2 separate regions of the Homo sapiens genome follow, and region 2 is linked to region 1. The links are chromatin loops, found by intact Hi-C in ENCODE. Cell type or tissue: heart right ventricle. All regions are shown on one strand. Links, peaks and the distances in the headings refer to the core of each region. The heading gives the core; the rest is flanking DNA. Region 1 holds the start of LOC107986549 (a long non-coding RNA gene). Region 2 has its middle 72 kb from the start of FRMD1.

The links. Hi-C counts contacts between places; a loop is a spot of excess contacts. Peaks named below come from ENCODE experiments on the same cell type or tissue, not always from the same donor. Only the 100,000 strongest peaks of a DNase experiment are listed, where the experiment ranks them.
Region 2: a loop joins it to region 1, with 2.7 times the contacts of the local background. A loop is called at or near these places in 51 of 110 quality-filtered maps.

What each region holds. Positions count from the first base shown.
Region 1 is chr6:168,363,185-168,375,845 of GRCh38, forward strand. It overlaps LOC107986549 (a long non-coding RNA gene), which reads left to right and starts at 4,416. Exons shown (of 3, transcript XR_001743904.3): 1 at 4,416-4,647; 2 at 4,958-5,654; 3 at 5,813-7,100. In heart right ventricle, for the core only: a CTCF peak has its summit at 7,266 (motif pointing right); a DNase peak (open chromatin) is centred at 7,267; H3K27me3 peaks cover 2,310 bases.
Region 2 is chr6:168,144,833-168,157,493 of GRCh38, forward strand. No RefSeq gene overlaps it. Among named protein-coding and RNA genes, the nearest start is that of FRMD1, 72 kb to the left of the region's middle. RefSeq lists enhancers at 5,489-6,125, 10,817-11,816, 11,817-12,661. In heart right ventricle, for the core only: a CTCF peak has its summit at 6,220 (motif pointing right); no DNase peak of the experiment used is centred there; H3K27me3 peaks cover 3,978 bases.

The DNA of each region.
Region 1 (12,661 bases), core at 3,039-11,038:
CCTCCCATAAAAATGGCTGAAGCAGAGGAAGTTCAGATGATTATCTATCTATCTATCTATGTCATCTATCAATAGATATGCAATGAGTAAGACAGAGGCAGAGAGAGAGACGGAGATGGAGAGAGAGAGAGAGGGAGATGGAGAGAGAGAGGAAGATGGAGGGGGAGGGGGGAGATGGAAGGGGAGGGGGAGATGGAGGGGAGGGGGAGGGGGAGATGGATGGGGAGAGGGAGATGGAGGGGGAGAGGGAGATTGAGAGGGAGAGGGAGATGCAGGGCGAGAGGGAGATGGAGGGGGAAGGGGAGATTGAGATGGAGAGAGGGAGGGAGATGAGAGGGAGAGAGCATGAGCGATTCTCAAGTGGGCGCCTCACATACTTTCAAAAATGCTTTATTGCTTATGATGTGCTATTTAAAGTGTGTTTCTAAATGTGCCTATTATTAAAAGACATTCTTTGAGAACCATCAAGAACCACCCCCCTTTCCCAGGATGAAAAACATCAATAAAGCTTTTCTTCCTTTGAAAAGTTGGTGGCTGTGATTGGAGCTAGTGCTGGAGATGAAGCCAGGTGTGGGTGATGACAGAGCAGTGTTTCTGGAACTCGTTATTTATATAATAAAAGTATTTTTGTTTGTCTAACGTAATCTTGGCATGTGAAATTGATCTTTGTTTAACGTATTAGGTGGTGTTGAAAACTAACCTGGCTTCTACTGAGACACACTGGTCATGCAGCCTGGAAGGGAAGCTGCCCTTTGCCCTTTGCCCCTCACCCCTCACCCCTTACTGGGCATCTGTGGCTCTGGAATAGAGCCTGTCCTGGGACCCCACAGAGCTGATGGGCGAGACGTGGTCTCCACGGCAGCAAAGGGAGGCAAAGGGGAGAGAGGAGTTCCCCAGCCCTTTCTGTGTCTGCTTAGTTCACATGCAAAAGAAAACATCTTGAGGCAGGAGCGGAGGTAAAACAGCGCCACACAACACACACAACAGGGGGCATTTGCAGCTTGTTAATGCTGATTTAACAGCAATTAGAATGGCATAGATATCTTCCGGGAGGGGGCCATCAAGGCGTTAATTAGAAAAAAATTGAGAGTAAAGAAATACAGGGAGAAAACAAGACATTCTTTAAGAAGCTGTCAACCTGGGCAAGGACGGCCCAGTGGTGGCCCCAGAAGGGGCTTAGAAAGATGGCCCTGAAAGGTGGCCCTGGGAGGTGATTCTTGGGGGTAGCCCTGGGAGGTGATTCTGGGAGGTGATTGTGGGGGGTGATTCTAGGGGGTGGCCCTGGGAGGTGACTCTGGGAGGTGATTCTGGGAAGTGATTCTGGGGGGTGATTCTGAGGGGTGATTCTGGGAGGTGATTCTTGGAGGTGACTCTGGGAGGTGATTCTGGGAGGTGACTCTGGGAGGTGACTCTGGGAGGTGATTCTGGGAGGTGACTCGGGGAGGTGATTCTGGGAGATGATTCCGAGCAGTGATTCTGGGAGGTGATTCTGGGGGGGTGGCCCTGAAAAGTGTCCCTGGGGGATGATCCCGATGTGGCCCTGGGTGTTGGCCCTGTGGGGTGATCCTGGTAGGTGGCCTAGGAAGGTGGCTCTGGAAGGTGGCTGTGGAGTTTGCATGTGGGCCGGGAGCCATGGAGGAAGCACAGCAGGCATCAGCTGTCAGGGAGCTGAAGGAAAAAGAAAGTCCGGGGAATCAGGAGGAGGCCCACTGACAGCCCAGCTCCATCCCCGAGATCCCAGGTGTGAATGTTCCTTTTAAATATCACCACGGCGGTTACTCTCCTCAAACGTCCAGCATGGCCAGAAATGGCAGCAGAGGCACCCAGAGCAGGCACGTGGGGGAGGCAGTGTGTGGCCATCAGGCTGCATGTGGACGGGCCGCCCTTTCTCAGGGCTCTCAGATGCGCTTCCAGAGAGCAGGGTTTGTGTCGCCTGGGTGGTAGAGGATGCGGCCGGGAGCTGCCCTGCAGATGGAGCACGCTGGGAACGTTGGTCACGACACGGAGTCTCTGGGAGGTTGTGGAGGCCAGCGTGGGTCTGAGCCCGTGTCCGTGCCGCCACACAGGGCACGGGAGCCTGTTCAGTCTCCTCTTCTGAATACGAGGGCTTGCAGGAGGGACCAACACAAAATTCGTTTCCGGGCACACGGACGCCTGAGGTAAGAGGGCCGGGGTCGGGGAAGGCAAAGAGGAGCCGGTCCTGGGGCCAGTGTGGGGCCTCTGCTCTGAGGCGCTCTACCCCAGAAGGTGCCTGGCGCTGGGGAGCCACCCTCAGGGGCTCGGCCTTGGCCTGCAGAGAGGGGAGGGCAAGAACTGGTGTCAGCTCCCTCCTCCACTCAACCTCCTGGGTGTGGAAATGCACAGACACCTGGAGCCTCCGTGGGCACCACGCAGTTTTGGGTCGAGGGCTCTGCTCCAAGCACCCCGGGCATAAAGGCGGGCCTTGGCTCGGTCAAGAGTCCAGGCACGCACACTGGCATAAAACACTCCTCCGAAGGAATATGGAAATGTTCCATTTTACTTTGTTCAGGACTCCTAGGAAAATAAAACTTAGACATTTTGTATTTGAAAACATGACCTTCTAACTCTCCGCTATGCAGAAATGGGTTTGGGAAGAAACACATGAGCAGAAAGTCATTAAGCAGCTGCGTCTAGGAGGGCTGTCACCTTGCAGCCACCGAGAGGCTCCTCAGAGCACTCAGGACCACTGGGCGGGGTGAGCGGGCCCAGACTCTCCATCGGGATCCTTTCCCTGGGACTGGGAGCTGCCGCCTTTGCATTCTGGTCTCCCAGGGTCAGCACGACTGACGGCAGCACGGGGCACGTCTCCACACCGACCCCACCGTGACCTACCAGGGCCAGGGCTCCAAGTCCCCATGGAGTCACTGCTGGAATTAGGAGCAGCTAAAACCAACGGTGTTGTAAAAAGTAAAGTAGAGGTTCCCCTTCAAAGAGACTCTCCTCCCTGTCTTATTAGAAATAAACAGTAACTTCTCTTAGAAGCAAAGCAAAATTTATCCAAAGACCTGTGCTGACATTCTTAAATATCTGCTAGCCGTAATAAATCAATGTACTTTATGCTCTTAGCTCCCACAATTTAGCCTAAATAGTTGCCCTGGCATGCTTACACTGGTCCAAGCGGGCATTAGGCCATAGCCTGTTTCTCTTCCTTATTTGAAGGTGTTTTTACCTTTCTCAGCATTCCACAAGTTACTTCCTCCTTCCTTTGTTCTCCGCTGCCTTTGCCTCTTTTAAAAAGTTCTAAGTTGCTAGGTAGTCGGGACAAATACAGAATGTGAGGTCCCATTCCATCCAATGGAAACCAGACACAGCAGTAGGGTGGACGCATCAGGTTATAAAAGACCCTGTCTCCTTTGTTCAGTGTACTCTCGTGGCAAAACTACTGGCGAGCGTACCCTTTCTGCACAAAGTAAAAATGGCCTTGCTGAATAAATTAAATTTATGTTCAAGTGCTATTTCTTTGCGGCACCGGAGAACAAGCATTTCCAACAGTGTCCCCTGCGCCATATCTGGCCACACTTCCTCCTCCCTTCCTGGTGCTCATTCAGTCACTTGTTTGGAAAATGTTTATTAGGACCTAGAGAACTGGCGGTGTGGTTCGCTGTTTCCTGTACCTCAGGTGTAGCCATTAAGAGAGTAATAAATCTGACTGCATGCATATCAACAGGTGAGGAAAACTGGTCACAAATAAAAGCACATCATCATTTTATTTTGGTAGAAACATACATGACGAAAATTTTGGAAGGACAATTTTGAGTGGTGGATATGTGTCACTTCTACTATCCTTGGATAGAGGAATTTTGGGTTATTTTTATCTTTTATTTTACACTTTCAATATTGATTATTACAAAACACGTGTATCTTTCATATTTAGGAAAAATCAAGTAAATCTATTTCAACGTTTAAAATATATTGAAGCACTGCTCCATAAATATTATTTTAAGAAGAAAGTATTACTCCAGGTTCACGGAGAAGGAAAAAAAAAATCACAAGAAGGCTGTTTCCTGAGGCCTATTTACAAAACATTCACATTGATCAACTTTGGAAGTCAGGCTCTCAAAGGAAATGTGCACAGAGGTGCCCATGTCTGATATTCTTATCCTGTAGAGGAAAGGAAGTCAGCCCAAGCGGGTCTGAGGCTCACACACTGACCACGGAGGAAACCACACTCCGGGTTGCTTTGCCCATCGGCGGCAGGGCCGGACCTCAGGGCTCTCCTGACACTGGCGTGTTCCAGTCCTGGCTGCATCTGAGAATCACCTGGAAACTTTAAAAACGCGGGTGCACGGTCCCGCGGGGCTTCTGATTCACTCAGCCTGGGGTGTGGCCTGGCCATCAGGACTTTAAAGCTCCCCAGGATGTTCTAAATATCCTGCCAGGGCTGAGAGCCTCTGCACTTTATCATGCTTGCTCTCCAATCCCGGCTAACTGGCTCCTGGCCACAATCCCAGGTGAGCTGTGGTCAGACGCATTTGTGCTGGAAGGCTTCGCAGCTTGGCTGGATGGGGGATGTCTGGTTTTGGCCCAATTTCTGCCAGATGATAGATGATCTCACTGCTTCACTTCAATCGTCTCTAAAATGGATCTGGACGTCTTTTAACCTTATGTCTTCCATCTGCAAACACAGTGAGTAACATCAGAGATGATCAATGCGAATACGGCCCCAAGAAATTGCAAACAGCTCTCTAATATCGCTAATACCTTTTACTATTATGCAGTCAAGATTAACCCAATGCTGGGCAGATTAAAATTATGTTCTTAGTTGGAGCCTCTAGGTGAAAACCTCGTCTTAGTAAAACTGTACTTACAGTCAAATTCCACTGACACTCAAAGCGTTACTATTATTTTCATTTTTATCTTAAAAATTATTTGCAGATTCACTGGCTCTCCTTGAATCTCTCAGTGTTTTGCAACTCCATTTTAATCTCTTTTCAAGGTTCTGACAAATGCCATGACAAATGAGAAAAGAGTGTTGCATTTAAACAAAAAGTTTAGCAAGAGGAGAGGCCGTGACACTGGAGATGGAGGAGGCACTCCAGTTCAGTTGTGAGCAGTCCTGTCCGGATTCCTTCCTGTCCGGATTCCTTCCTGTCCAGATTCCTTCCCTGGCAGAAATCAAACTTGCCATGAGCTGTGAGTAGTCCTGTTTGGATTCCTTCCGTGGCAGAAATCAAACTTGCCATGCATTTGTTCCTTCTATCCTCTCTCTTTGAATTTCAAAGAAGAACTGGAAAAACAGTAATTATTCAAGATTTTAAACTGTAATGCAGTGAAATACTCCTTTCCTCAGGATAGCAGGGTCTTTCCTGGAGGCAGGAATGTGCGACATCCTTTGGAAAAAGTTCTCTTATTCACGGTGTTTCGCAAACCTGGCAATGTGTTCAAGTCAGCCGGGGGCTTCAGGAGGGAGAATTTCCCAAGAAGAAGGTCACTTCTGGACTCGCTTTCTGGGACATCAACGGACTCACAGAGAATCCGAAAATCAGAGAATCCGTGGCAGGGGAAGGCAGAGGTTGCCTGTTCCTTTACTTAGAAGGAGCTGAAGGCCTTTGTGAGGACAGGTCCATCCAGGAAGCTCCTTTGGGGAAACCAAGCAGAAAGGAGGCCTCAGGAAATTCCCTGAGACACAGACTGTAAGTATCCACCCCCCACCCCAGGCTCCTTATTTTGGTCCTCTCCCTGCTTACATACCAATTACAATGCCTAGGTCAGGACCAAAACACAGGAGAAGGTAACAGCAGTAATGGACATAGGAGTGAGGCCACCTGGCCAAGTGTGATCTTGCTTCCAGGACCGTCGAATGCACACACAGCCAAACGGATGTGAGACCACACAGCTTATCCTGCCGCCTGCCTTCTGCAGCTGTGTTTCTCAGCTTTCCTCCCACCCCAGGATTCAGCCTGCCTGGCCCAGCGCTGCCCCTTCTGCTGTCCTGAAGGTCTTACCTCCTGCGGCTCCTTCTGTCCCATCCTGGTGGCTGCCCACACCCATCTTTCGAGTGCCCACCTGTGCAAATCCCAGCACTGCCTCCCTCCTTCTGTATGTACTGCTCAACCCTGCACCCCACCCTGCTCCCCACACCATGGTGGGAAGAAGCCCCCTCTTTTCCTCCCTGTGTCCTGCACCTGGAGCAGAGCCCACGTGACGGAAACCCAGGAGCTTTCCTTGAGGGAATAAAAGCGAATAGGACTGGGCGCAGTGGCTCATGCCTGTAATCCCAGCACTTTGGGAGGCCGAGGCGGGCGGATCATCTGAGGTCAGGAGTTTGAGACCACCCTGGCCAACATGATGAGATCCCGTCTGTACTAAAAATACAAAAATTAGCCAGGCGTGGTGGTGGGTGCCTGTAATCTCAGCTATTTGGGAGGCTGAGGCAGGAGAATCGCTTGAGCCCGGGAGGTGGAGGTTGCAGTGAGCCGAGATTGCGCCGTTCGCACTCTAGCCTGGGCAACAGAGCCAGATTCCATCTCAAAAAAAAAAAGGAACGGAAGGCTCAGGTCAGTGCTGTGCTAGGCTCTTCAAATACTTGCTCTGGTATTTAAATTAAAACAATGTATCTAGTTGAGCTTCTTGTTTACATTTTTTTTTAAAGACAGGAAGATGCTTCCATTTTCCCACAGTTAATTGATTCTATCACCTACTAAAAGTAGGAAAGAGCTCTGGATGGAAAAGCCCCTTCCATCCCGACAGATGCTGAACACCAATCCACAGCTGCTTTCCAGCCCCAGGGAGAAATCCCACGTGGGCCTCGTGTGGTGCGTGCACACAAAACACAAGACGCACACGCTCACCAGCAGGTCATCCACGTGACGTTTACATTTCATGCTGTACCTGACGCTGCGTCCCTACAACATAAAATCACAGTGTGTTGCTTATAGACCTGAACCCTCAATATAATGTCACATCCGACTGTACACAATGTTTCTATGATGAATACGTTTTCGGTGCAATGAGAAAATGAACAATCAGCACAAGTGTGAGCTGTGTCTTAGAGTTACTTTATTGGTAACATACAATGCTGTTTCTTTTTATTGTTACAATAAAATGAACCCATAAACTCTGTGCTATAGTGCCCAGGAGCTGACAGACAGGAGAGGGGCTGTGACTGCCTCATTAAGAATTCATGAGAAGATTTGCCCGGAGCTGGGGAGGCCTGGCCGGCCTCCCTCTCCCGCGCTTGTTCCTGAATTAAAGTGTTCACGTGGCAGGGCCCGCTTTGGACAGCATCACCACTGCCACCAGGGGGCACCCTCGGCTCACGCTGAGCCCGGCCCTCCTGCCCGCGGTCGGGCTGGGACCGTCCTCTGGGCCTGCATCCGGCCTGGGACCCTTCTCCTTGTCTGTGCCCGGGCTGGAACCCTCCTCTGGGTCTGCGTCCAGGCTGGGACCCTCCTCCTTGTCCGCGCCCGGGCTGGGACCCTCCACTGGGATGCAGAAAGAGTCCTGGGACGAGTGGACGTGCACAGAGGTCTCCACAACTCCCTGCAAGCTCGGTTACACCCAACCTCAAATCATCTTCTCTCCACCACGCTAGAGCCAACCACGCCTCCCGAGGAGCAGGTGCCTCCTCTCTGAGTGGCCGGAGAGACCCGGATGTGATGTCAGCGGCGCAGCAGGCGAGAAAAGCGGGGAAGGGCGTGGGGTCAATCGGCTGACGGCAGGAGCCCGGGGGGATCTTTCCAAGGCGTCTTGGCGAGTCCAGGCTGGGCCCTGGATGTCGTGGCCGCAGGGTCGGGGTGTGGTTCCCCGGGAGCGGCAGAGCTTGTGTCCCCGCTTTGTCCCCTCAGGTTGGTGGGCACGTGGCACCCCAGGATACACAGGACTGTGTGATTTAGAAAAACACCACGCGGACGAATTGTTATTTTGCAAACCTGGCTTGTAATGAATGCTTTGATCAGAAAATGCAAGGCTGCCTGACCCCCTTTCTGTCATCTTTGAAAGAAGGAGGCAGAAGCCACGATCTGACCAGCACAGGAGCCCAGCCTGGAAAGTCAGGAGAGATGAGGCTGCCGGCCAGATGCACGTGTTTATGAAACAGCCTAGGCAGGATTTGGGGAGCGAGGGCCCTGCCTTTTCCCCTACATCACTTGCCCTTAACCATTCTCATGTTAGCTTTGGAGCCAGCTACATTTCCACGAGGCTCGCTCTAAAGTAACACCAACTTTTTAAGCGGCAAATGTTTGAAGGTGCCCACCAGCATGTTCCTCACTGTGAAATGCCTCGTTTGATCCCGCAGGGTCAGAGGTGAGAGCTGCTGGGGACCTATTTGTTGCCATCACTGATCAGACTAATTTAAAAAGAAATGACTGCTTGAGCCTCACGTGACCAGCCTGAGACGAACTGATCTTAGGAAAAGCTGCACACCTCCTGTGGCCACGACTGATGATGGGAATAAATTCGTTTCCAGAGCTTGACAGGAAAATCACCTCCCTTCAGAAAATGACTAACAGTGTTTTGTGTTTGATACCACCTTTTAGCTTGTCCCTCAGGTCTGATTTAACCTGCGGGTAGAGTTGATTCTAGTCATCTTGCCATGTCTCCTCGTCCTACAAGGACACCAGCCATTGGATGAGGGCTGGCCCTAACCCAGGATGACCTCATCTGAATTGCAGTACATCTGTAAAGAGTCTATTCCAAGGAAGTTCATGTTCATAGGTGCTGAGGGGAGGGATGGGACACCTCTTTCTAGGGGACACAATTGAACCCATAGCCAGTGGTCCGGCTGCATGGACAGGGAGGCCGCCGAGGTGCCTCCTGTCCCCCGTGCAGAAGGTCACGGACTTGCAGGAGTGGCTCTCCCACCATTAGACGGTGCTGCAGCCTCAGGGACGGGCCCCCCAGTGCTCCTCCCTCCTCAGAGGGGAAACTGATCCCGGGACCTGCACTTCTCAGGGACGTGGTGCTGTTCCCATGCTCTGTACTCTGATTCTGAAAAGACCCGCCCAGGACGCCGTGGCCTGGTGATCCTGGCCTCCACATGCAGTTCCCCGGAGGGCTGGGAGGGGATGTTGGGAGAAGTGAGGAATGATCATGGCTGTTCAGGTGCCTTTGGGAGGAACCTTGGTTAGACACCCAGGACCCAAGCTGGCGAAAACGGCCGGAGGCACTGGAGCCAGGCGTCAGAGGTCAGGCCCAGCAGCACCAGGTGTACATGCACATGCACACTGGCCCAGGCACATGTAGCCACGCCCATGTACATGCACACACACACATGAATGCCTACGCATGTGTGCAGCATGCACCCCCATCACAGGCCAGGCCCATGTACACGCACACACACAAAAACACCCACATATATGTGTGCAGCACTCACCCACATCACAGGCTGGGCCCATGTACATGCCCACACACATGAACGCCCACACATATGTGTGCAGCATGTACCCACATCCCGGGCTGGGCCATGGCCAGGCGTGTGGCCTTCCAGCTCAGGGCTGCCCCTGGGGTCTTTGTCTCATGGTGAGGCAGCGTCTGGGCTTTCCCCCTCAAACCCAGGGCTGGCGCCATGACCCATTCTGTGTGGCCGCCTGTCTCTTTCTCAAAAGAGTGGTCTCATGGAAGGTCTTAGAGCTGACACCTGGGTGAGGATAACAAAGCCTCATTCACCGGGCTGTGCTCATTTTATGGCCAATGTTTGGTTCCCTTGAAGACCCAGGCTACTTTGATGTGAACGTTTGCTCCTTCAGAAGTCAATGTTGTTGATTTGGAGCAACGGTTCCCCTAACCGAGCTGAGACCTTCCGTAGAACTCCGCAGGGGCAGCTCTTCCTAATCGCCTTTTATTGCTTTATAGGTGCCTGTAGCTTGGATAAGCTGGGGCACAGCAGGCCGTTATTGATAAGGACATTTCATACCTAACAAGGGCCAGGTGACATTTCCTCGTGGCTGCCCGTAGGGATGTGGGCTCAGATGTGAACCGAATGGAGAGAAAGAGACGATTGTGAAGGGAAAGGAAAACAAACGGCCACCTGCCCTGCATCCATGAAAGAACACCTGTGTTGACTTAGCCCGCGATGAGAATTCGCTTTCCAACCAATACGGTGTTTTATTTACCTAGAAAGACCCGTATCTGCAGTTCTCCCTTTTCATCAGAAAACTGACAGCATCAAAAGGAGATAACTCCTTTTTTCTTTTAATTGAAGAAGGTGGAAGAAAGTAACTCTTTCAAGGGAAATGGCCCGAGCTGTGGGTCAGGCTCAGACGTGGGCGCTGCGGTCAAGCTGTGGTGTTTCCATCCATTTGCTGCAGGCCCAAGCCTGGGTAGGGTTCATCCTCCCTGGAGACAGAGGTGGGAGATGTGCTTTGCTGTCCTCTCTGGCTGAAGTCACCAGGGCAGAACTGCACTTCTGTGGCCGGCGTAAGTCACACTGAGAGTCAGTGTGACCCCCATGCCTGCCTCTGTTGCCCGGGTCCTGTCCCTGGCACCTCCGGAGGCCCCTTCTTCACCTTTGTGATGCAGGCTCTCCCCAGGGTCTCTACAGCCCACAGGCCCCAAGCTTCTTCCACCAATGAGTGTGCAGAATTTGGTGGCAAAATAATCATTCTCCTTATTTTTATTATGTACTCTTCAAGCAAATGTGGTACATTGAAGAATGGGAATGACAGATCCCTTCCATGCTTCTAAACTCTCTCTGATGGTCAGTTTGGAGAACGTTTTACGGTAGATACAGTTTAAGTAGTTTTTTCCCATGCAATTATTAAAGACAAGGAATAGAACATGGTGTTGCTTTTTCCAGAAGTAAGAGAGGTGCTGATAAAGGTATCAAGCCAAGGTGTCCTCCAGGGAAGGAGAAGGAGCTGGGGTTCAATGCCCAAATCCCAGGGCTTAAACTGCTGGCTGAGGTGGGTGTCCAGGCTGGATGCCACAGTAGGGGAGGCTGAGGCCAGGCCTGGCCAGCTGCTCAGCCTCTGTGTTCCATGCTGTGATTTCCAGCAATCCAGGAGCGGTGGGGATGGATGCTCCAGAGCTGAGGATTCTTGGCTCAACCCAGGGACCCAGACCCTCCCATGGTCCCAGTCTCAGGACCCCATGAATGACCAGCCAGCAGACACAGGCTCAGGTGAAACTCAACTCACTTCCTCCCACCAGCTCCCGCCATCCCTCTTCTGCCACTGGCTGCACGTAGCCTCCCGGGGGGCTGGCTCAGGTCCAGCCCAGCGGCCATCCACACAGCCGGCGGGTACAGCTCCTCGGAGCCTGGGAAGGACAGAGCCCGCGAGGCACCTGGGTCGCAAGTGCGAAGTGGACTCCTTTTCCCTTTTCTGGACGACACAAGGGAGGGATATTGTTGGAAGGGACCCTTCCTTCCAGAGTCTGCTGCCAGCTGAGGGCACCCTGCCTTCCCGGCTCCTCCTCGCCGAGGCTGGGCTGGAGGAAGCCCTGTTTGCAGCTTCCCTGTGGTGGCTGCGGTCAGTGTCTCTTGTTTGAGGGATCTCGGGCAGATCTCACTCTGACCCAGGGTGAGAACAGACACCAGGCTCAGCTATGGCACCTCTGGTTTTGGAAGCTGAGTCCTCCTAGCCAGCTGCTGAAACATGTGAACTCCACTCCACGGCTGCCCAGGGCAGTGGCATTTGCACTGTGTCCCCTGAGCGCTGGGGTTTTGCAGACGTGACCTAGGGCGGGGTGCTTGACAGCAGGTACCCCCGGTCCCTCAGCCCCTTCTCCCCCGTCAGCCCTGCTCTTCTCATTTCATTTGTTGGGGTTTCAAAGAATGATGTTTGCAAAAAGGTTCTGATGCCAAGAAACCGCGAGCCCCGGTGGCTAGGGATCTTGGATCACCACCTCTATGGACGCTGCAAGCCTGGTGCCTCCCCAACAGAGTCATGGCATGATGGCCTACCCCAGACCCATTGTCAGGCCAGCCCAGCAACCGTTCCCCTGGGACAGGGAGTGGGCCTTGGACCTGCCTCCAGCCTGCCCTCCATCAAAGTGACTCTCCATGGAGAAGCCACAGGTCCCTGGGGCAGGTTACAGTGCATGGGTGTGGGGGCAGATGGGTGGATTTGAGTCTCATTTCTGTCACTATTTAGCTTTGGAAACTTAATCACCACATGTGATCCAAATGTCTTATCTGTAAGATGAACATAATAATGACGACTTGATACAATTGTGCCAATTAAAGAAAGCAGTGTTCTCGGATACCTCACAGGTGCCTGGAGAGTGATCCCTGTTGGCTGCCACACTGCCTGCAGCCTCTGATGGGAACCCGTGGCCCTGCCTCGGTCCTACGTTCTCCCGGATTAGACCAGCCCCTAAAAGTCTCTGCCTTTCCCCTCACAGGGCCTTTGTTCCCCCTGCCTCTTCAGCCCCATCTTGCCTCTTGTTTTTGTTTGGGAATGAGCTCCTGTGGACATCCTGAGGCTGATGTGGACAGGGAAATCTGGGAGATAGAAATCCATGGCTCTTTTCTTTTCAGCAATATAGTCAGCTGTGTCTAAGGAAAATTTATTATGATAGAAAATTTTAAAAATATGGTCTAAAACAGGCTGGGTGTGTTGGCTCACACCTGTAATTTCAGCACTTTGGGAGGCCAAGGTGGGAAGATTGCTTGAGGCTAGGAGTTTGAGACCAGCCTGGGCAACAAAGTGAGATCCCATCTCTAAAAAATAGAAACATTAGCTGGGCATGGTGGCACACA
Region 2 (12,661 bases), core at 3,126-11,125, 220 kb before region 1:
ATGTCATGCCACTCTCTCCTGGCCTGTAAGGTTTCCACTAAAAAGTCTGCTGCCAGATGCATTGGAGCTCCATTGTATGTTATTTGTTTCTTTTCTCTGCTGCTTTTAGGGTCCTTTCTTTATCCTTGACCTTGGAGAGTTTGATTCTTAAATGCCTTGAGGTAGTCTTTAGGTTAAATCTGGTTAGTGTTCTATAACTTTCTTGTATTTGGACATTGATATCTTTCTCTAGGTCTAGGAATTTCTCTGTTATTATCTCTTTGAATAAACTTTCTACTCCTGTCTCTTTCTTTACCTCCTCTTTAAGGCCAACGACTCTTAGATGTTCTCTTTTGAGGCTATTTTCTAAATCTTGTAGGCATGCTTCATTCTTCTTTGTTCTTTTATTTGGTTTCCTCTGACTGTGTATTTTCAAATAGTCTGCTTCAAGCTCACTAATTCTTTCTTCTGGTTGATTGATTCTGCTGTAAAGAGACTCTGACACATTCTTCAGTATGTCAATTGAATTTTTCAACTCCAGATTTTCTGCTTGAATCTTTTTAATAATTTTAGTTATTTCAATCCCTTTGCTAAATTTGCCTGATAGAATTATGAGTTCCTTCTCTGTGTTATCTCAAATTTCTTTGAGTTTCCTCAAAACAGCTATTTTGAATTCTTTCTCTAAAAGGTCACATATCTGTTTCTCCGGAATAGGTCCCTGGTGGCTTATTTAGTTTGTTTGGTGAGGTCACGTTTTCTTGGATGGTCTTGATGCCTGTGAACGTTCATTGGTGTCTGGGCATTGAAGAGATAGGTATTTATTATAGACTTTGTTGTCTAGAGACAACAAAGGTACTGCCTTTGTGGTCTTGGATAAGATCTGGAAGAACTCTCTGGTTACCAGGGCAGAGACTCTTATTCTCTTCTCTTACTTTCTCCCAAACAAATGGAGTCTCTCTGTCTCTGTGCTGAGGCACCTGGAGCTGGGAGGAGGGTGACACAAGCACCCCTATGGCTACCACCACTGGGACGGCACTGGGTCAGACCTTAAGCCAGCACAGCACTGGGTTTTGCCCAAGGCCTGTTATAACCACTATCTGGCTACTGCCTATGTTTGCTCAAGGTCTTACGGCTCTGCAATCGGCAGGTGGTGAAGCCAGGCAGGCTTGTGTCCTTCCCTTCAGGGCAATGAGTTCTCCCAGGCCCCGGGCAGATCCAGAGATGCTATCCAGGAGCCAGGGATTGGAACAGAAAACCTTAGAAGTCTACCTGGCGTTGTATTCTGCCGTGGCTGAGCTGACACTCAGAACACAAGATGCAGTTCTTCCCCCTCTTCTTTGCCCTTTCTGCAGGGAGAGAAACTGCATCCTATGGCCACCACGACCACAGACCCACGGGAATACTGCCAGGCCGCTGCCAGTGCTCCCTTCAAGCCCAGGAACTCTTCAGTCAGCTTGTGGTGAATGCTGCCTGGCCTGGCACTCACCCTTTCAGGCAGGGGGCTCCCCTCTGGCCCAGGACAGGTCCAGAAATGCTGCCTGAGAGCCAAGGCCTGGAATTGAGACCCCAAGAGCCCGCTTGGTGCTCTGTCCCACTGTGGCTGAGCTGGGACCTAAGGTGCAAGACAAAGTCCCCTTTATTTTTTCTCTGTTTTTCTCAAGCAGAAGGAGTCTTGCCCTGTAGCCACCACAGCTGGGAATGTGCCAGGTCACACCTGAAGCCAGCACGTCTCTGAGTCTCACCCAAGGCCTGAAACTCCTGGGTATCTCTACCGCTCCTTCAGGGCCCAACGGCTCCTCTGTCAGTAGGTAATGGCTCCTACTTGGACCACGTCCTTCAACAGGGCACTTGTTGTTTTTTTTTTGTTTTGTTTTTTATCCTAAGACAGGGTCTTGCTCTGTTGCCCAGGCTGGAGTGCAGTGGCATGATCTTGGCTCACTACAACCTCCACCTCCCAGGTTCAAGCAACTCTCCTGCCTCAGGGCGGTGCTCTTGTGCTGAGACAGCTCTGGAAAGTGTGGAGTTTCCAGCTGGGCTGGGGCTTTTGCCCAACATGATCAGGCTGAGCTGGAGCAGCCTTGATCTCAGATGTGGGTCTATTCAAGGGCAGGTTCACCACGGTGCCAAGGAAAGATGCCTGAGGACACCTGAGTGGCCTCATTCTACACCTTCCTGATGGCAGTGGCCTCATTCTGCACCTCCTGATGGCAGTGGCCTCATTCTGCACCTTCCTGACGGCAGTGGCCTCATTCTGCACCTTCCTGACAGCAATGCAGCCCCCAACGGTGATCCATTTTTTCTGAATATGCAAAAAATATCAACTCCATAAAAGACTCGTGTCTAGTTAATAATCCAAACAGGATTGAGAAGTCCTGCTTTGGAAATGAGAAGAGAGGAAGTGTCCCCAGGGCTTCGGTCCTGGCAGGCATATCCATTATGGCTCCACTCGCTAAATGAACAGCCTGGCTCACAGCAGGCCCTAGACCATCCTAAACCCTTCCATTAATCAAATTGCTTGGATTAAATAGAACAGCAAAGCAGTGATCTTGAGAATGATCTAATAATATTGTGATTGCTTTGAAGATTAAGTGAAAATATCAAAGGAGGTTAACCTAATCTCCTTCCCACCCCAAATGTAAATATACAGTATTGGATTCCCACTGAGAACTGGGAACCTTTTGGGAGGTGGCTCCACTAATCACTCTTCCTGTGACAATCTAGAGAGCCTAATTAAAGATTCTAGGGGCTGGAGAACATTGGCTCTTGGGAACATGTGGGCAGCAGGAAACTGAGCTCTTTTGGAGTGGCTGTGATGGGCGTTCCCAGGCAGGACTGCCCACTTTCTCTGGGTGGACTGGATGGAAGCTTTGATAACCGCATGTGAAAAGCACTGCATCTATTTTTCTTCCTCTATACATTTTCTACCAGAGGTTCACGCAGACTCAGGGAGGTGGTTTCTATCGTGGAAGATCAGGTTTCCCAAATGGTGTGCAGAATATCCGGGACTCATTCTTCCAATCCTGCCTCATACAGACTGAGAACTTCTAATTCAAAATGCTTGGGACCAGAAGTGTTTCAGATTTCAGAGTTTTTTCAGACTTTTGAAATATTTGCATATACATAGTAAAATATCTTGAGGGTCCAGCACAAGTCTAAACATGAAATTCATGCATGCTTCATGTACGCCGTGTACACATAGCCCAAATGCATGCTTCATGTACACCTTATACACATAGCCTAGAGGTAAATTTATACATTTTACATCATTTGAGACATAAAACAAAATTCATGTACATCAAACCATCAGGAAGCAAAGGTGCCACTATCTCAGCCACATATACGGATAAGCTGGGAATATTTCACATCACCATCTCTCCTGGCTCTGAATTTATCTGCTACCAATAAGCAGTCCTTTCCTCACGCTTACTTACACAGAGTACGTGACAGTAAGGAACACTCCATCCCATTAAAACAGTGAAGAGTAACGAGTCCAGGGTTAGTAGCAGCATGGTGGCATCAGCCATCAGACAGCAGCTGCAGGGAACAGCGGCATCTTCAGTATCCACCAACAGTGCTGGGCTTGGTTAAAAGGTGACCATACGCTGGAGCCCCCTTGCTGAATAAACGGTGTGTTTTGCACCTGTGTTTTGACTGTGACCTGTCACATGAAGACAATGCAGAATTCTTTGCTTGTGGCGGCATATCTGTGCTACAAAATTTTGGGATTTTGAGCATTTCGGATTTTGAATTTTCAGGATGCTCAGCCTGTGGTAGACACTAAACTAATATTTGTCATGTTGAACACGCATGTGGTGAGTGCCGACTGCATCTGAAGCACATGCACAGACCACATGTGAAGTCTTGCCGACTTCAGAGTTCAGGAGCCTAGCAAGAGGTGAGAGAAACACAAACAACATAAGTCAAAAGTGACGTGATACGAGGTCAGGAGTTTGAGACCAGCCTGGCCAACATGGAGAAACCCCGTCTCCACTAAAAATAGAAAAATACAAAAATTAGCTGGGTGTGGTGACACATGCCTGTAGTCCCAGCTACTCAGGAGGCTGAGTCAGGAGAATCACTTGAACCCGGGAGGCAGAGGTTTCAGTGAGCCAAGATCGCACCACTGCACTCCATCCTGGGTGGGTGACAGAGTGAGACTCCATCTAAAAAAAAAAAAAAAAGTGATGTGATAGAAATACAGATTCCAAAAACGGGTTCCTGTCATAGGTGCTTTTTCGTCTCCAAGTCGAGAGTATCATGTTCCTTTCCAAATGACACGGATCATACAAGTTTAACACAGGCTTAGAGGTCTCCCAGCCCTGGAGTCTCCACGTGGAATCTCAGAATCACCGGGGGAACATGGAGCAGCCGCTGGCCCCAGCCCCACCCGGACCTGGCCCTGCTGGATGCATTTCCCACGGCTGTTGAAACAAATCACCTCAAACGCAGTGGCTTCTCCTGACCAGATGGAGTGGCGGATGTAGATGAGACATAGCACTATAAACCTCTCACACTGAAGGGGGTGTGGAACTAAGAAACGTGTTATGTGCTGCGCTTTGAAATGGGGAGAAGACTAGGGAAGCATTCTAGAACGAAATTCCAAATATCTCTTCTGAAGGAGAACAATGCGTGAATCACCCTAAGTAACAGAAGTAAGAATGCCTTTCACATTCGGCTTTGAGGGGCATTCTGTAATTTTTGCCTTGCTTTGAAAAAATATCTTCCATAATTTCTTCATTGGCTTAATATTTGAAGCCTCATTATTCTCTGAGCCACACATCTATGGAAAGTATAAGATGTCCAGGATTAAATGTGGCAAAGGAATGATTAAAATGGCTAACCTCTTGCGGTCACTCCTAGATGTGTGTATCTCAGGGTAAAGGTCTTAATTTCTTTACGGCAGTTTCCTCATTGGTAAAATGAAGAGAATCACAGGGCCACCTCCTTCATAGGGATGTTACGAGGTTTAAATGACACAGTATATGTCGGCTGGTTGTGAGAGCACTCAATGAACAGAAGCCGACTTTGTCACCAACGTCATTTCCATTGTCATCAGCACCGTGCACTTAATCGCAGCGTAAGGAGGGAAGGCTTGCTGGGGATTAGCAGATGATGGGACTGTGAGCCTCTCTCTGAGGATATTTAAAACATCTCAGTCTCACAGCAGATTGGACGCAGAACTGAGCGATGAGGAATTGATGGGAGAATTAATACCTGCGCATCTGTCCTTACACTTGGGTGGGGCACGTGCTCATCTGACACAGGGTGATATTCCTCTTGGTGGCAAGATTCACTCAAACATCGATTTTCTCCCCAGCATTTCCATTTCTGAATGGGATCTCTGTGTCCTTTGACATGGTGTTAAATGTTAAAATACAGGGTTTTGTGGCATCACAGAAAGTCTCTGAGGACTCCGAGCTGGGTCCCCATTGAACCCACCTACAGAGGTTGCTGTGGAGCCGGGAGAGTTTTTACCACAGTGCCTGGCACATTGTAGGTTTCAAAATACAAAAAATGGAGTTTCTGGATCATTTGTTAGCTCTGTTTTTAATTTTTTGAGGAACCTCCATATCGCCCTCCCTACAGTGGCTTCATCAACAGTGTGCAAAGGTTCCAATTTATCCAAAAAATGGGAATCAGGATCTCAGAAAGATGTCTGCACTCCCATGTGCAATGTGGGACTGCTCACAGTGGCCAAGATACAGAATCAACCTGTGTCAACAGATGAATAGATCAAGAAAACGTTCAGACAGAGAATGCAATATGCTTCGACCTTAAAAGGGAAGGCCGTTCTCACCCATGTCACCTGCAGAGGTGAACCTTGAGGACGTTCTGCTTGCTGAAATGCGCCAATCACAAACAGACCAACACTGTGTGATTCCTCTTGCGTGAGGCCCCTAGAGTCCCCGGAGCCACAGAGGCAGCCGTGGAGTGGCGGGAGCCAGGCAGGGGCAGGGAGGAGAGGGTCTGCTGTTCCGTGGGAGTGAGTGTCAGGGACGCGAGTGCACACGCTCTGCGATCTGCTGTGCAACGTTGTCCCCAGAGCGAACAGCACCGTGAGGTCAACACTTACAGTTACGTGAGGAGGGTTGAGCCCATGCTAAGTGTTCTTACTGCAAAAAAATTAAAGCAGAAAAAAACCTTAGAGGTAGTGATGATTTCTATCTATAGTCAAAGGTGTTCTAGGCGAAACCTGTTTTGGTTCGGCTTGTTTTGCCTGTGCACACAGCAGGTGGCAGTCTGAGCCTGCAGATGGCACCCTGAGGCACGGCTGGACGTCGAGTTGAGGAGGGGGCGTCTTGAGGCCTCTGTCATGCCCTGGGTGCCATGTGGGCGGAGATCCCTGCCCAGGCACAGCTCTGAGTCCCATACACGGGTGACCCGCACCTCCCAGGGTACCGTGTAGACAGGACTTTTCTTAGCAGGAGGGAATTGTTCATTGAGTTCTCTGAGTTGATTAAAAGGGAAAAAAATCTATCATAGAAAATCTGTAGTTTCTTGGTTTTTTCCTTTCAAAAACTCACAGTTTTCTTGACACTCTTACAACTGCAGGAAGTAAATGTTATAAGTTCCGATAACACCTCAGCATACTTCATTCCTTGCACCAAAACTAAGTCTGACTGGATCACGGTGTAACTTTTAACAATGAAACCATAAAATCCTAGAAGGAAAACAAAAATATACGATTAATATTGGGGTAGGGAAGGTATGACCCAAATCCCAAAAAACATAAAAGAAAAAGTTGACAACATTTACCATATAAAAATAAAAACATTCCTGACAGGAAGAAGTGTGTAAACAAAGTCAAACACAAACATTCAACTAGCAAAAGATATTTTAACAAATAAGAAAATAAAAGACTTATGATTCCAATACACATACATATTAATAAGGAATGAAATATTGAAAAATGGCCAAAGATACAGAGAAAGAGACGAAGAGCCATTAAATATTTAAAAATATACTGAACCTCACATGATTAAGGATAGTTTGTTCAAATGACGTCAAGTCAGTCTTCATGCATCCATTGGTAGAGAGGTAAACCCTTCCCATAACTGGCGAGGGGAGGTGCAAGAAGGGACTCTCATTTACCATTGGGGGAGGGTAAATTGGCCTAATATTTGGAGCTCAATTGGCAGTATCTTTTAGAATGATGAACGCTTTTGCTCTTTGACTCAGCAACTCAGCCCATTTGCACAGAGATGTTTATTGCAGAATTTGTCTGAAATAACAACAAAGTGTAGAGACTCAAAGGCAGGTGGGCTATGATAACATGTGGCCTCCTTCTCTACAGACTGGGAAGTGGAGGCAGGGAACGCTGCCTCGTTCCTGCTCTGTTGCTTGGCAGAGAGCTTCCAGGCAAACCAGAATGGAGGTGAATGGTGAATTAGGCCTTGGATTTGGGGTCTAGACCATGCAACATATAGTGGGTCACATCATTTCACACCAACGACATGGGTCATCGTCTCTCCTTAAACTTCAGCTTCATAGGGCTCCCACGATTTAGTAATGTCACAAAGCAACATGTGGTCTTACTTGGGACAGACATAATAATGCATCTTGAGCCATGGAAATGGGTTAAGTGCTAAATCTTATAAATATTTGTCCTGCCCTGGACGTTTAGGGCAAGGAAAGGAATGTTTTCTCTCTTACTGAATTCCACATCATCTCAGCTTGGCAATCAATCAAAGCTCTGGCTTTCATCCTGGGATTTTATGACCTCAGATGGGAAGCACGACAAGCAGAGAATTTACAGCTATGTGGGGACCCCAAGCTGAAAGCTTTCTAACGCACGTTGGAGGGTCTTCGGGCTCCACTGCCGTCTTGTGGGTTGCTTTCTCTTCTTTGCAGTTTTCCTGGCAGAGTTGCTCGGATTACTTGATGAGGTTCTTGGGGTTATCTTTTCAGGAGCATCCCTGAAATCACAGGTGTTGTTGCCAGAGGCGATGCCCTCTCTTCAGCTGGCAGAAGCGCCAGCGGCAGGAGCGTGTCGAGGGAGGTTTTGTGTCTCTTCTCCCCATCCTCGGCCTGCTTACCGAGGCCCGCTCCGTGCCAGAAAACACACTGGTGTTCATGTGTCACCCCAGCTCCACGATCATGACCTGCTGCCTGTCTCAGGTACCACCAGTTGCATTTTCTCAGACAGAATTTTAACTTCATCAAATTGTGGTAGGAGGAATCCTAGAGACCACGTAAAATGACTCCTTCATTTTCTAGGTGAGGATCTTGAAACCCAGCAGGGTTAAACGACACTGAAGAGGAAACACCCAGCCCTGGCCCCACAGAACAGCGTGAGCTTGCTAATGAATAGCCCGAAGACCACAGAGCACTAGACAGAGCATTTCAGCTTTGAAGAAGTGAGTTCCTGACCTTGAGCTTTGGAACAGATGCTCTATGAACCTCTGCAAGTGACCAGCTTTTAGGGCCATCCTTGAAGACAGCGATTCTAGTGAATGGACAGTGTGTAGCTCCTGCTCACAGCTGGGAGAACTACTTAAAGGGAGCACATTAGGTAAGGATCCAACTTACACTTTGATGTCTAAGTCTCTTTCTTTGCCCGTCAGAACAAAAGTCACTGCCATGATAACTAGGCTTTGCTAGTGCAATGCAGTATATTTTAAATTCTTACAAATATTTTAGACTTGTTTCCACAGAGGCACCATTGATATGTACGTAAAACAGGGCCTTTCAGCAAAGTGTTAAGCTGATCATCTGCAGGGGTGAACCTACAACAATGAAATGACACGTGTGCTCGTGGATTAGACGGCAGTGAATGTGGTTTCTCTTGAGAACTTCGTTCTAGTGGAAAAATGAAGCATCTCTCCCTCGTGACACGGTTCTCACCACAGCGGTTCTGGCCCCTCCTGTTAGTGATGAGCAGGTTGTTTAAAAGAAAAAGAAAAAATATGGCCTCCTAAGCACATAAACCGCACGTTGTAAAAAAGCCCAGACTATCCCAGTGAGATTATAATGAACGTCTTATTTCCAATTAAGTTTCACTTCATATAATTGGATTTTATGCTTCAGAATGATGTTCCTAATTATGGGTGTTATGTCTGTGAGACAACTGTTAAAAGAAAAACCTTGGACAAGGCCAGGCACGGTGGCTCATGCCTGTAATCCTGGCACTCTGGGAGGCTGAGGTGGGAGGACTGCTTGAACCCAGGAGTTTGAGACCAGCTTGGCAACACGGCAAAACCCTGTCTCTCCAAAATTTTTTTTAAAAAAGCATTATCGTGGTGTGGTGGTACACGCCTGTAGTCCCAGCTACTTGGGAGGCTGAGTTGGGAGGATCGCCTGAGCCAGGGAAGTCGAGGCTGCAGTGAGCTGTGATTAGTGCCACTGCACTCCAGCCTGGGCAATGGAGTGAGACTCAGTCTCAAAAAAAAGAAAAGAAAAATCATAGACAAATTAAATTTAAGAGAGTAATTGAGCAAAAATGCTTCACCAATCAGGCAGCCCCTGATCAAGAATAGGCTCAGAGAGACTCTGGCACTGCCTTGGGGTGGAAAGAAATTTATGGACAAAAAAGCAAAGTGAGGCACAGAAAACAGAGAGGAAGGACAGAAACAGCTGGTCAGTTACAGCTCAGTGTTTGCCCTTTTGAACACAGTTCGAACAGTTTGCTGCCTGTGATTGGCTGAAACTCTGTGATTGGTACAAGAGTGGGTTAGGTCTGTTTCCATGTCCAGTTAGGTGACAGTTCGCTGTGTACACAGAAACCTTCAGGCCAAATGTAAAATGTGTAAGAAGGCAGCTTTAGGCTAAACTTCATTCAACACAGTGCAGAGTGTGTAGGCAGCATCCATGAATGAGAAAGTTATAGCGTGTGAGTGTGTGTGCACAGGGCAGCACCTGTGGCTGAAAAAGTCACAGCAGGCGAGTGTGGGCATGCACAAGGCAGAAGGATGGGACAGCATGGCCGGCCAGTGCATGGTCACTGGGGGATTTGCATGGCAGGCCAGCTGGATGGTTTCTGGGGGATTTGCATGTCGGGCCAGTGCGATGGTAACTGGGGATTTTTCATAGCAGGCCAGTTTGATGGTAACTGCAGGGTTTGCATGGTGGGCCAGTGCAATGGTAACTGGGGGACTGGGTGATTTTCAGATGCAAGAACTCTTCCCATTTCTTCAAAGCGGGTACTGACATGCTGAGCTGTTCATCTGCATGACTGCAACCTCTGTGGGAAGTTGGGGAAGCCACAGACAGAGGCATTTTCTTTTCTTTCTCACAGGTCTGGGGTATCGCTGCCACTGTGTTACTCCCTCCAATGATTAAGTCCTACAGAAGCCAAGCCCTTTTGGGAATCAGGCTCAGAGTGGGCTGTGTCCTCACCTTAGTAGCTTCCCTTGTCCAGGCCCCTGACAACAGTCATGGGTGGCGGGGCCTCCAGTTTCAGTGAGCTTTGGGGATTTTCTGTAGCGCACCACCTTCCGCTCCTTAACCTGCATGAACAGAGATGACCATGGCCCATCAGAAGATGGAGAAACTAGACAGGGGGGCATGTGTGCCCCCTTTTCCAGAGCCTCACAATGACTCAGCGTTTGGGCAAGAGATGGATCCCAGGACTCCCAAACATTCTTCCAGCCTCGCACAGTTCACCAGAGAGTCACAGTGACTCATTCTCATCCTCAAAGTCTTTTCCCACTCAGGTGTCTGGTAAGAAGCCTGGTTAGAAGCTCCACTGCAGGAAGAAGGACATCTTGCCATGTGTTTTGAACACATGTTGTCTTGTTATATGTTGTGAACATAGATGTTTTCAATTGATTTTAACAAAACACATTATACATTCCATTAAGAAAAAAAAACAATCAGTGTGTTTGCTTTGCTGTCTGTGAAAGATGTTTCAAATGAAGTGGAGTGATCTAATTTCATTGTCGGCTCCTGAAGAATTCATATAGCAGAGTGAAAACATCCATCAGTATTTGGACATGTACTCCTTGTGGTTTAAAATAAGGGCCAAGCACGCCTTTTATTTGGTGATATTCAACATAAAGAAGGCGTTTTCTATGTTTTTGTGATCTCATTTTGCTTTCTTTGAAGACGAATATCATTTTTAGAACAAAAAAGATTGTAAAATAATTATGTCATCAGAATTCAATGATAATTCACAGGAAAACAGGACACTGATTGTGTTGGTCAAACAGCCCATGCGCACGGTAAGCCGAGTGTGACTTTGTTTATCAAATGCTCATGTGGCGAGACCGATCTCTGGACTCTGTCCTGGGTTCCCGGGCTCCACCCAGGCTGCATCTCCCATCCCCCCGGTGCACACGCTGTGTTGCTGCATCTCCCAACCCCCGGTGCACACGCTGTGTTGCTGCATCTCACATCCCCCGGTGCACACGCTGTGTTGCTGCATCTCCCATCCCCCGGTGCACACGCTGCGTTGCTGCATCTCGCATCCCCCCGGTGCACACCCTGTGTTGCTGCATCTCGCATCCCCCTGGTGCACACGCTGTGTTGCAGTTCTTGCCTCGTAGGAGCCGTCCATGGCAGCTGGCAGGTGGAGGATCCTGCCTTTTGAGTACTGTGTTCCTGGGTCAGTGCAAAGTCAGGTGCACTGGAGCAGGCTCCTATCAGCTAAACATTCAGGAAGTTTGAGAGGCTGATGTTAAGGTAGCTTGAAGTGGTCATGAGAGAAAAATTTGCACCCTGAAAGTTGACAAATGCTTCAAATCAGGACTCCTCCTCCATCCTGTCCCAGCTGAATACAGAGAAACGATTCATCTTTTGCCGACCTCTGTTGCCTTTTGGCAAAGTAAAGTCATGAGACTTCAGGAAGCAATTCAACTTCTCAAAATGAATTAAATAGCTTTCATGAGCTTGCAAATGTCTGCCTTTCTTATAGGAGGAGGCAGAGGGTTCAGCCTCCCTAGAGAAGTGATATTATAATCTCCACCTCTGTCTCCTTTTGGCAAAGTGAAGTCACGAGATTTCGGGAAGCAATTCCCGTCTACATTCAGCACCTGCAATTGCATTAAAGGACATCCCGGGCAGAGGAAAAGCAAGGCCACGGGCACAGGGCGGGGCAGTGGCAAAGGTGATGGGGAAGGGTGGCTGCCGACATGGTGGTCAGCAGGCTGCAGCCACCTTGTGACCAGGAGGTATGCCTTGCTCAGAAGCCCAGATGCTTGATGCATGTACCGTCCAGATGTTCTAAGCCATGTGCACAGAGAGCCCTCGGGCCTAACAACACATACATCACTGTCAATCCCGAAGCACCGTCATGGAGATTTATCCACCCTCCAACAGCATCAGTGCCCAGGAATCCGCCCAGATGAGATGAGTTCCAGGAAAATGTTGTCCCTCAGGAGTCCTGGGCTTTACTTTCAGATACACTACTCTCTTCAGGTATGAATTCCATAGTCATTTCCATGTTAAGCCTCAGCCTTTTCAGTGTAAAATGGCAGTTCCAGGGGGAAATGTTGTACAGTAGGATAAGCCAGACTCAAATTACTGAAAACATCCTGAATTAGTAGCCACATTTCCACGTTTCGGTGGCCCCTGGCAGGTGGAGGTTATCAGAGCGTCTGGCAGCCCTCTCATTCCCAGGCTAAAATGAGGTCTGACTGCAGCTCATACAGCTGGAGTGTGGCCTGGTGAGGAAGGGTTTAGAAGACCGAGAGGAGGCTAACATCCTACAAAGCACAACAGTCACTTCCTGAAACATACCTTAGGT